Regions from separate parts of the Homo sapiens genome. Here region 1 is linked to region 2. The links are chromatin contacts, found by Hi-C or POLR2A ChIA-PET in ENCODE. All regions are on one chromosome and are shown on one strand. The core of a region is the stretch at or near the end of the contact, and the rest is flanking DNA. Distances in the headings are between cores, read along the strand shown. Region 1 has its middle 83 kb from the start of LINC00870. Region 2 holds the start of LINC00870 (long intergenic non-protein coding RNA 870).

What was found. A loop is a pair of places that touch in the nucleus more often than their neighbours do. ChIA-PET counts read pairs that join two places held with the same protein, here RNA polymerase II (POLR2A). Pooled maps may share reads with other maps.
Region 1: a loop to region 2 is called in a map of dorsolateral prefrontal cortex, with 2.9 times the contacts of the local background. The contact joins the enhancer-like site here to the promoter of LINC00870 in region 2. A Hi-C loop is called at or near these places in 4 of 168 maps with a recorded cell type or tissue (Right ventricle myocardium superior, ascending aorta, dorsolateral prefrontal cortex and 1 more) and 6 of 50 pooled maps. POLR2A ChIA-PET finds 5 or more read pairs at or near these places in 1 of 52 experiments (B cell).

The regions. Positions count from the first base shown.
Region 1 is chr3:72,231,867-72,236,770 of GRCh38, reverse strand. No RefSeq gene overlaps it. Among named protein-coding and RNA genes, the nearest start is that of LINC00870, 83 kb to the right of the region's middle. Within about 2 kb of position 2,215, at least 2 of the 41 ENCODE cell types and tissues checked have a DNase peak (open chromatin) inside an H3K27ac peak, as active enhancers do.
Region 2 is chr3:72,149,569-72,154,463 of GRCh38, reverse strand. LINC00870 (long intergenic non-protein coding RNA 870) reads right to left here and starts at 3,207. Exons shown (of 3, transcript NR_038221.1): 1 at 3,046-3,207.

The DNA.
Region 1 (4,904 bases), core at 966-3,465, 83 kb before region 2:
TAAGGGTTGGCACTAGTGGAAGAGGGAAGAGGTGTTGGGAGCTATTACAGAGACTTGAGTGCGTAGTAGTCTGCTAGGACTGTCATACCATGAATAAAGTACCATACACTGGGTGGCTCGGAGTCGCACAAATTTACTGTCTTACAGTTCTGGAGGCTAGAAGTCTGAAATCAAGGTGACTGAAGGATCGATTCCTTCCTAGGGCCATGGGGGAGAATCGGTTCCACGCCTCTCTCCCAGCTCCGGGTGGTTTGCTGGCAATCTTTGGTGTTCTTTGGCTTCTGCTGCATTGCTCTGATCTCTGCCATCGTCTTCATGTGGCATTTCTTCCTGTGTGTGTCTCTCTCAGGGTCCAAATTTTCCCTTTATATAAGAACACAGTTGTACTGAATTAAGGCCCACTCTAATGACCTCATTTTAACTTGATCACCTGTAAAGAAAGATCATATCTCCAGAGAAGAGCACATTCACAGTTCCTGGGGGTTGGAACTTCAACATCTTTTTAGAGGATGCACTTTGACCTATAACAGGGTGAGAAAGTAGTTGCTTACATCAAGTTGGTGGCAGAGGCAAGGCAACAAATGAGATGTATCCAAAAGATATTTTAAAGTTGAACTTAACAGGACTGGGTGACTGACTGGCTGGTTGTGTGGAGAGGAGGGAAAAGTCTTAGAGCTATGCTTCCCAAATTTTAGCATGAGCTCATTTGGGGATTGCTATGATCTGAATGCTAGTGTCCCCCTAATATTCACATGTTGGAACCTAATACCAATGTGATAGTGTTAAGATGGTGGGCCCTTGGGAAGTGACTGGGTCATGAGGGCTCCACTCTCATGAATGAGATTAGTGCCTTTATAAAAAAAAAGTCTTAAGTGCTGGGTGTGGTGGCTCAAGCCTGTAATCCCAGCACTTTGGGAGGCCAAGATGGGCGGATCACTTGAGGTCAGGAGTTCGAGACCAGCCTGGCCAACGTGATGAAACCCCGTCTCTATTAAAAATACGAAAATTAGCCGGACACGGTGGTAGGTGCCTGCAATCCCAGCTATTCAGGAGGCTGAGGCACAGGGATTGCTTAAACCCAGGAGGTGGAGGTTGCAGTTAGCTGAGATTGCACCACTGCACTCCAGCCTGTGTGACAGAGCAAGACTCTGTCTCAAAAAAAAAAAAAAAAAAACAAAGGCTCAAGTGTGCTCTGTGCCCTTCCACCATGTGAGGGTGCAGCAACAAAGTATCATCTATGAAGCAGAGACCAGGTCCTCATCAGACACTGAATCGCTGGTGCCTTGATGTTGGACATCTCAGCTTCTAGAACTGTGAGCAACAAATTTCTGTTGTTAATACATTACCCAGTGTAAGGTACTTTGTTCCAGCAGCTCGAACAGATTGACAGGGATTTTTTGTTAAAGTGCAGATTGTGATTCAGGAGGTCTGGGCCAGGGCTTGAAGTTCTGCATTTCTAATAAACTGAGACTCCCTATCCATGAGCACACTTTCACTAACAAGAACATAGAGTTTCACTGAGCAGTATGGTAGTCAGTAACCACACGTGACTATTAAGCATTTGAAATATGGCTGGTCTAAACTAAGATGTGCTATAAGTGTAAAATACACACCGGATTTCAAAGACTTAGCATAAAAAACATCATAAAATATCAAATTAATTCTTTTTTAAAATTATTGCATTAATACTATTTTGAATTATGCAGGGGTCAGGTAAAATGTAGGATTAAAACTAATTTCACCTGTTTCTTTTTACCCTTTTTGGTGTGGCTAGTAAAAAATTTGAAGTTACATATGTGGCTTACATTATAGTTCACATAATGTGTCCATTGGACAGCGCTGGCTTAGAGGGCTGATATTTGATTGGCTCAAATACCTCCTCCTTCTGAAAGCTTCTTGACTACTTCAGCTGAAGATGTTTCCCATAGGCATTTCTTTTTCAAAAACTATTTACGTGTCACTTTTCATCTGTTGCTTTGCTCTGTAGTTTTTTGGGTCCATGTCAGTTTGCAGCTAGGTTCTAGAGCCCCTCAAGGGCAGACACCCTCTAGTTCTGTCTCTCCCACAGCTACCCCGCTAAGCCTGGCATTCTCTTCATAACGCAACGATTGTTGAGAAAGCAAATTCCAGTGAGTCAGGTTCCTCTGTTGGCCATGCAGTTGCTTCTGGAGGGAATTTGGCTGAGTGTTGCACTGCAGAGGCCAGAGTGGAATTTCATTCCCTGGACCCGGTTAATGAGGTTTGGCAGAACTGCTGCTTACAGGCTGAAGGAGCACCATTCCCTGGACAAAGGGAGGAAGGCAGAGGAACTGGGGACCTGTGAGGGAAGAATTTCCATGGGCCACCATTCCTCAGGTAGCAGGGTCATTGCATTCAAAAGCCCAGGCAAATCGATGGTTTTCTCTCTCCTGCTTCTCTCTTTCCTGTGGTCAGAGAGTTATGGTCCCAGAATGTTGTTCTGTGGGAAGAGGCCCAGTCATCTCTTTCTCTCTCCTCAATCCCATTTCTTCCCTTCTTTTTACCTAGGAATTGGGCTGTCTCTCTCTCTTTCTCTGGTTGCATTTCACCAGCTAAGGAGTTGCATTGGCTTCTGCTCTCCTCTCTTGCTCACCTACATTGTGAGGTAAGATCTGAGTTGCAGGTTTGCTTTGGGGAATCTTGTGGGCAGGGTTCCCCAAATGCAGACTCTGAGATGGAGTTTGGGGTGCAAGATGTTTATTAGGGATCAAGTCTTCTGAAGGGAAGGGGAAGGAAAGAGGATCAGGAAAAGGGAGAAGTCAGACTGTAGCACAGGCCTGACAAAGCCCCAGGCTCAGCCAACCAGCAGGGGCAGGGAGCAGGGAGTGGGCATCGCCTGTCACTGTCCCCTTGCTGGGCTGAAATGGCCTGGCCTTTACACCCTGCCTTACACAGTGACTAGGTGTGAGCTGCCTGGGTGAAGCAGGACCTCAGGTCAGGACCTCTGCAGCTGAGGCTGCCTCTGAAGGAGCTGACAGTTGAGGCTGCAGCTGTCCATATCCCCACAAGGCCCTTCTCTAAAGAGTGGCCTCTGCATGAACCACAGACCCTGCAGCAAGGGCTTGGGTACAAGTAGTTCACGTGGGAGGTGATCCTAATGATACAGGAGGGGGCAGGAAAGTGCTGGGTAGAGAAGGGTAGGGTGCTGGTGAAGGCTCCACCCAAAGGCCTGTGCCCATGGACATAATGAGGACAAGCACTCCTGTTGTGGTGCCCAAATGTTGCATTTTCCAAGACCACTATGGCCTGCCACGCCCCCCATCCTGTGCCCATATAAACCCAAGAGACCTTAAGTGGACACACACACAAGTGACTGGATGTCGAGAGGAACAGAGGAGCGGAAGAGCATACTAACAGACACCAGCAGATGCTGGCAGGCCATTGATGGCGGGAGGACATGGAATTCAGCAGGGGGTGGTCGGAGGAAAGTCTAACTGCTGGGAGGTCCAACTCCAGGAGAAGACCACCTTCCCACTCCATCCCCTTTCTGGCTCCCCATCCATCTGCTGAGAGCTACTTCCACCACTCAATAAAACCTTGCACCCATCCCCAAGCCCACATGTGATCTGATTTTTCTGGTACACTAGAGCAAGACCTGGGATACAGAAAGCCCTCTGTCCTTGTGATAAGGCAGAGGGTCTAATTGAGCTGATTAACACGAGCCACCTGCAGAGGGCAAAGCTGAAAGAGCGCACTTTAACACCCACCCATTGGGGCTTTGGGAGCTGTAAACAACCCTAGACGCTGCTGTTGGGTTAAAGCCCAAAAACGCTCCCCACGACCTGCCCATCTGCATGCTCCCCCTAGGGGTTTGAGCAGTGGGGCACTGAAGAAGAGAGCCACAGCCCTGTCGCACATGTCCTGCCAGGGTGATAAGGGAACTTCTCCCATTTCACTAACAGGCACAGTGAGGGAGTGAGGAAGTGAAGAGGGAAGGGAGGGAATCAATACAGAGTGAGTTAATGAGCAGGTGACTGCTGGGGGCAATGGGCTCAATCCCATGGGGGACCTCTGGGACACCGCACAGGACACAGCACGGAGCAGTGAGGAAGCTGAGGCACAGATCCACCAACTCCACCTCGATCCCTGCTCCAGATATGGCCTTAGGCAGAGATGGGGAAGCCTCTTAGGGCTTCTGCCTCTGGGGGCCTCTGGGGTGGGGCCCTGCTGCAGACCTGACAATAATTAGGCCCAGCCGCTTAGGAAGAAGCAGTTCTCTATGGGCAATGACCTAGTTTACCAGCATTCTTTGCTTTGAGGGGTGGAGCCCCTGCCTGCTTTAGCCAACATTTTCCTGCTGTTCTTGAGAAGGCATCTTTCTCAGAGCCTCATGAAGTGGAGGGTCAGCAGCATGGGCAGGATTTAGGGATGCATCATGTCCAGCTAGATCTTTGCATATGATAGACTCCCGATCCCAGCCAGCATTTCAGCAGGCAGGTGAAAGACCGGGAGAGCCTGGAGGACAGGCATCGAGTCTGCCTCAGCTCCTCACATATGCACGTGTTCAATCAGTGTCTGTGGCTGTTAAATTCTAAAGTAGAGGCAAAGAGGAGGGAAGACAGTGGCATATAGTAGGGAGGAACCTGAGTACATCCTTCAAGCACCACTCGTTACCAAGACTTCATCCTGTCCCTTAGGCTAAGCTCCTGGTAAGTGTCCCAGCCCAGAGGTGAGGCAACACTGAAGCCCTGTCATCCTGCCATCGTGAAACAGCCCGTGTTTATCAAATGCTTGCTGTGAGTGTCTCTCAGTCCTGTTGCTTTATGTCTTCAGCGTTATCAGCAGCCGCATTGCCATTTTAAAGATGAGGAAATGACGCCCAGGGAGGAGGATGAGCTTGTCCATGGTTGGACAGCAGAGGTGGGATTTGAACCCATATCTACCTG
Region 2 (4,895 bases), core at 1,958-4,457:
TTAGGAGCTGCTTTATGTCAGAGTTCTGGTTCTCAGCCACACTGTATATTGGAATAACCTGGGGATCTTTGAAAAATGCTCATGCCTGGATGTCACTCCCAGAGATCCAGATATAACTGGTCTTTTGGGGCGCAGCCTAGGCATCATGATTTCTTTTAAATTTATCTGGTGATTCTAAAGTGTTAAGCTCGAGAACACTGCTAAAGAAAAAATCCTGGTGTAAGGGAATTGACTGTGTTTTAAACAATGGTATTTTAGTTTTGTTATGCAGACTAACTCAACTTCAATAAGAAATCTAATTCTAGAAGATGAATCACTTCTGTCTTCTAAGATTTTCAGAACAAGCACCGCCCAAAGCCATCAGGAGACCTGGTTGCATCCTACCACTTTCAAGAGTAGATATGGGTAGATATCAATTCAAGCTGAATGGTGACAGATCTGTGCAGTATTAAGTACAATTTTCTGTCCTTTCACTCACATGAATAAAACAGTGTGTGTAACTTAAACTTCAGGATTAAAATAAGCACTCAAATTCAAAATAGTCAGATGTGGCACTTTTGTCAACAAACCTCTTTTCCGAAAGTGAAATCCATTGGTAATGATCATTAGAGGCCAATGAACTCTTTCCTGTGACCCAAATGTCCCTCCTTGTCCCCAGCCCAAGTGGGAAGAGCTCAAGGGGAGGAGCTCGGCCAGCTGGTGAGAGAGTTGACTTAAAATAAACAGGTACCAGGGTTCAACTCTCAGCTTCACCACTTACAGCTGAGTGCTCTTGGGTAAGTCATTTAACCCCTCTGTGCTTCAGCTGCTCCCTGTGCAAAATGCACTTCATGATTTTGTCCAGGACTCGGGACTGTGGCAAGGACTGAAAAGCAATGTCCGAAAAAGCACTTAGCATTGTGCCTGGCCCAGAGTCACTGCTCAGTAAATGTCAGCCATCATTCTTAGGCTATGGCCAGCCACTCTTCCCAAATGATGTGTCCTTCCCTTTCATTTCTGGAAAACAGTGCCAAAACAGGGCTGCTTTTATGAATAGGGTACTAAATGAGCAAACACATGTCTGGAAATAAAGGTAATTCATCCCTGGGGAGATAGCATCTCCCAGGTTCAGGGGTTAATGGGCTTGGAGGATTCATAACAAACGGTGCCTGAGACAAATTGGCTGATGGAACTGAGCAGCTATTGTTTCTCAGACAGCTCTTCAGCCGTGGCCCATTTATTAGCATGGCTGCCGGAGAAACAAATTAAAAGGCAAGCCCCTCAAAGATAACAGAAATTGAGTGCGAGGGGCAAAACGCCCTGAAAGTTTGAGCCGGCGACAGAGAGGCCATGCTTCTTCATCTGCTGCCAACCTCCAAACACTGAACTCTGGAGGAGGCTGGACGGGAGCCAGCCTCTGACGGCGTGTGCTCTCCTCGGTAAATATGGGAACTGCCAAGAGCCAAGCCCGTGGAAAAGCACTTACAGATTAGAAGCAAACACATGGCAAGCAGGACCCTCTGCAATCGTAAAATGCATCGTGGAGGAAGACGAAAGGAAACAAACCATTCTCTTTGGGACTGTCCATCTGGAAGCGTGGAGCCAGGAGCATTATTAGAAATAAATATATCCAGCCCAGCAACATCTGGGAGTCACTGGATGTTTTCATCCTCCTGGAACCTTCGGAAGAGCTCTGTCCACAAATACAGGCTTCTGAAGCTGCAACAGAACCCTGGTGCTGGGACACCGGTTCTGCCCTTCACCCCCTGTGGATTGGTTTAGCCCATTTTCCAGGGAAGGCTGGGGAGTGGAAAGGGCTTAATACTCCAGAAGCTTTGTGAGTGGGGGTGTGAGCCTGGGAGGGAAGACTGGAGGCCTCGCAGGCTGTGGGATGCGTGGCCAGATGGAGCATTGTCCTTTGCGGGCAAATGGCTTCTACTAGACTTTTCTAGGTGTGACCCTGGAACCATTTTTATCCTGGGGTGCTGACTAATAGAACAGATTCCTGGGTCCTACTTCAGACCTCCAGGATCAGCCTCTCTGCAGGGAAGTGCAGGAATCTTACATTTAATATCGCTTCTTAGGTGATTCCTCTGCACACTACGGGAGTGCTTCTCAAACTAGAGCATGCATGCACCAACATAACCCTGAGAGCTTACTAAACACAGATTGCTGGGCCCCACACCGACAAGCACCCCTGATTCAGTAGGTCCAAAGTGGCGCCCGAAGATCTGCATTTCTAACAAGTTTCCCTGATGCTGGTGCCGCTAGTCCAGGGACCACACTTTGAGTAGCACTGCAAGTCTGCAAACCCACTGAACTACGGGGTTTGCTCTCAGGCTGAGCAAAGTTCCATTTGTCAACAAACATGTACATAGCCCCCAGTTGAGTGCGAGAGCCCTCTATTCCTGGGCATCGTGGCGTCTGGGAGCCAAACCTTCTCTCTTAGGCCCCCAAGGGAACCTGAAGATGTTTGAGTTAATAATGACTCCAGGACGAGTTTGTGCTAGGACTTTCCTTGTAGAAGAGAAGGGCCTAAATAGCAGCTCTCAACTTTGAGCAAGATTTTAGAAACACTCCATTGCTGGGGAAAAAATGTTAAACTAACTAATGTAGTCTCTTTGGGTGTGGGAACTGGGCATCATCTGGATTTTTAAAGCTGCTCTGGGGAGTCCAATGTGCAGCCAGGCTAGAAAACCTAGCACAAATGTTAACTCTGACTACCATCAGTAGCACCCAGGGAGTGGCTAGAAAGCATTACATTGGGCCCCACTCCTCCCTCGCAATTCTGACTTCCATGATTCAGGGTGGAGCTTGGGCACTGGCATTATAACAGAAGCTCTCCAAATGTTCCACAGTGCACCTAGCGGCAGGGATCCAGGCCTGCTGGCCTAGTGGAAAGGGACTCAGGAGCACTAAATCCTGGGAAGGCTTAAGGGGCGGAATGAAACCAGAGACTGGGGCTGATTCATTTGGATCACCACAGTAAATGACAATGGTAAAGCAAGTCACAATTGTGTAAAGCAGTTTTGTGAAGTGCAATCAGAACAGATTTCTTGTTCTTACCCCATAAACAACTCAAACTCTCTTCCTTGCTGGCCTGAGCAGGAATTCGTTGGAAGGGAAGATAGAAGCTTCCTCTGCAGACTTCAGACGTGCCTCCTCTGGGATGCACACAGCAAGGGGTGCCCTTGCCAGGCATAAAGCCCTGTGCAACTGGGTTTCTACAGCTCTGCAGCGGCCTAGGAGGAAGGTTTGCTAGAATTACTGCCCCATGTGACTTTCTTTTAAAAATTAACTTGCAGATCCCTGGGTGCTATATCAGCTTTCTCAACCTGGACATTGGACCCTGGAGCCTGCATTTTGAACAGACGTTCTGGGCAATTCCAATGTGCATTATAAGCAGGGAACCATTTACATGAAGGTTCCACCTACCTGAGCAAAGGTGGAAGTTGGGAGAGATAGGGCCAGAGAACAGAGTGGATAGTTCTTTGCCATCTTTGGTTTCCCCGAGGTCTCTGCTGGGCAAAGGGTCTCTCAGAAAACCCTCCCTGAAAGATAAGAGCCTATTTACCAAAATTTACATCTAGGTCCAATAAATGGAGCTGACTTTACCCATGCAGGGCTGGGTGTCAGACTCAGCTGTCTCTGTTACGATGCACTTTTAAGGCTTTTCTAACAGGATGAGCTAGATTACTGGCAAAGAAATGAATTTCTCCTATCTCCACATAATTCTAAATCTCCTCACTAGAGAATTAGACTATCTGTCCCATTTCCAACAATGACACATGTTGAATGGCCCAACATTGGCCAATGGTCCTGGCCTGCCATGTCTTCTCACAACAAATGTTCCCTTGTAACTTGCTCACTCTGGGGTTAGTAGGAATTTCAAATTGGGAGAGAAAGAGAGAGAACTGTTTTAAGTGGGCTGACCTTGGCCTTCCCAAATTACCTCTGAAGTTCCAGGATTTGTGAATGACCCAGAGGTCCATGATCCACAGTCATGCGCCATTTGAATGAAGCATGAATTTGGATGGTGTGCATCTGGAACTATGGAGGGGAACTGGGTCTCGTAGCTGGGGAGCACCAGTACCTTAGCTTTGTGGAACTTGCGACACGGTGGAAGTTCTGTTTCTTGGCAAAAAATGGTCATGTGGTTGAAGAGAAACTTTCAGCGGATATAGAAATAACCATCAACTTGTGGTAGGAGAATGGCACTGGGTGCTCATGGAGCTTTACAAGACATGTGAAGTGGGAGGAAACCGGGAATCTGTGTTAGCATTTCCAGTGCTCCAAATTCGGGATCCCTGGAGGTTTCAGAATCAGTCCTCCCAAATATTTATGGAAATAATAACAAATGCTTGTATTTATTGAGTGATAATTACATGCCAGGCAAGGGGCCAAGAACTTAGCACACATCATCTCCTGTGACCCTCACAGCAATACTCCAAGTGCGTACTTTTATGATCACCATTTTCTAGAGAAGGGAACTGAGCACAGAGTGGTTGTCCAGTTTCAACAAGAACCCACAGCCAGACAGCGGCAGAGCTGGGATTCAAACTGACAAACACTCTCTCCTCGCCCAAACTTAGTTCGTCTCCTCTGAGCCCTCTATTCGACTAGGCCTCAAATATGGCCCCAGTCCTGCACAGCAAAAATCATGTCAAGTCAGTTTAGCAAAATGTCTTCACCTTTGATCTCTGATCACCCTTGAAATCTGATCAATTTCCTCATCCCCCACCTTTAATGTATAAGTCCTTGACCTGCCTTTAGCAAGAATCCTGTTAGGTCAGTTTAGCAAGAATTCCCCAACCCTGGGTGTCTCCTCTTCGCAATTTTTCATCCACTGACTCTCCTTACTCTGCTCACTGACTATAATCCCCCACCTGTCCTTTCTGTATTCAGAGTTGATCCCC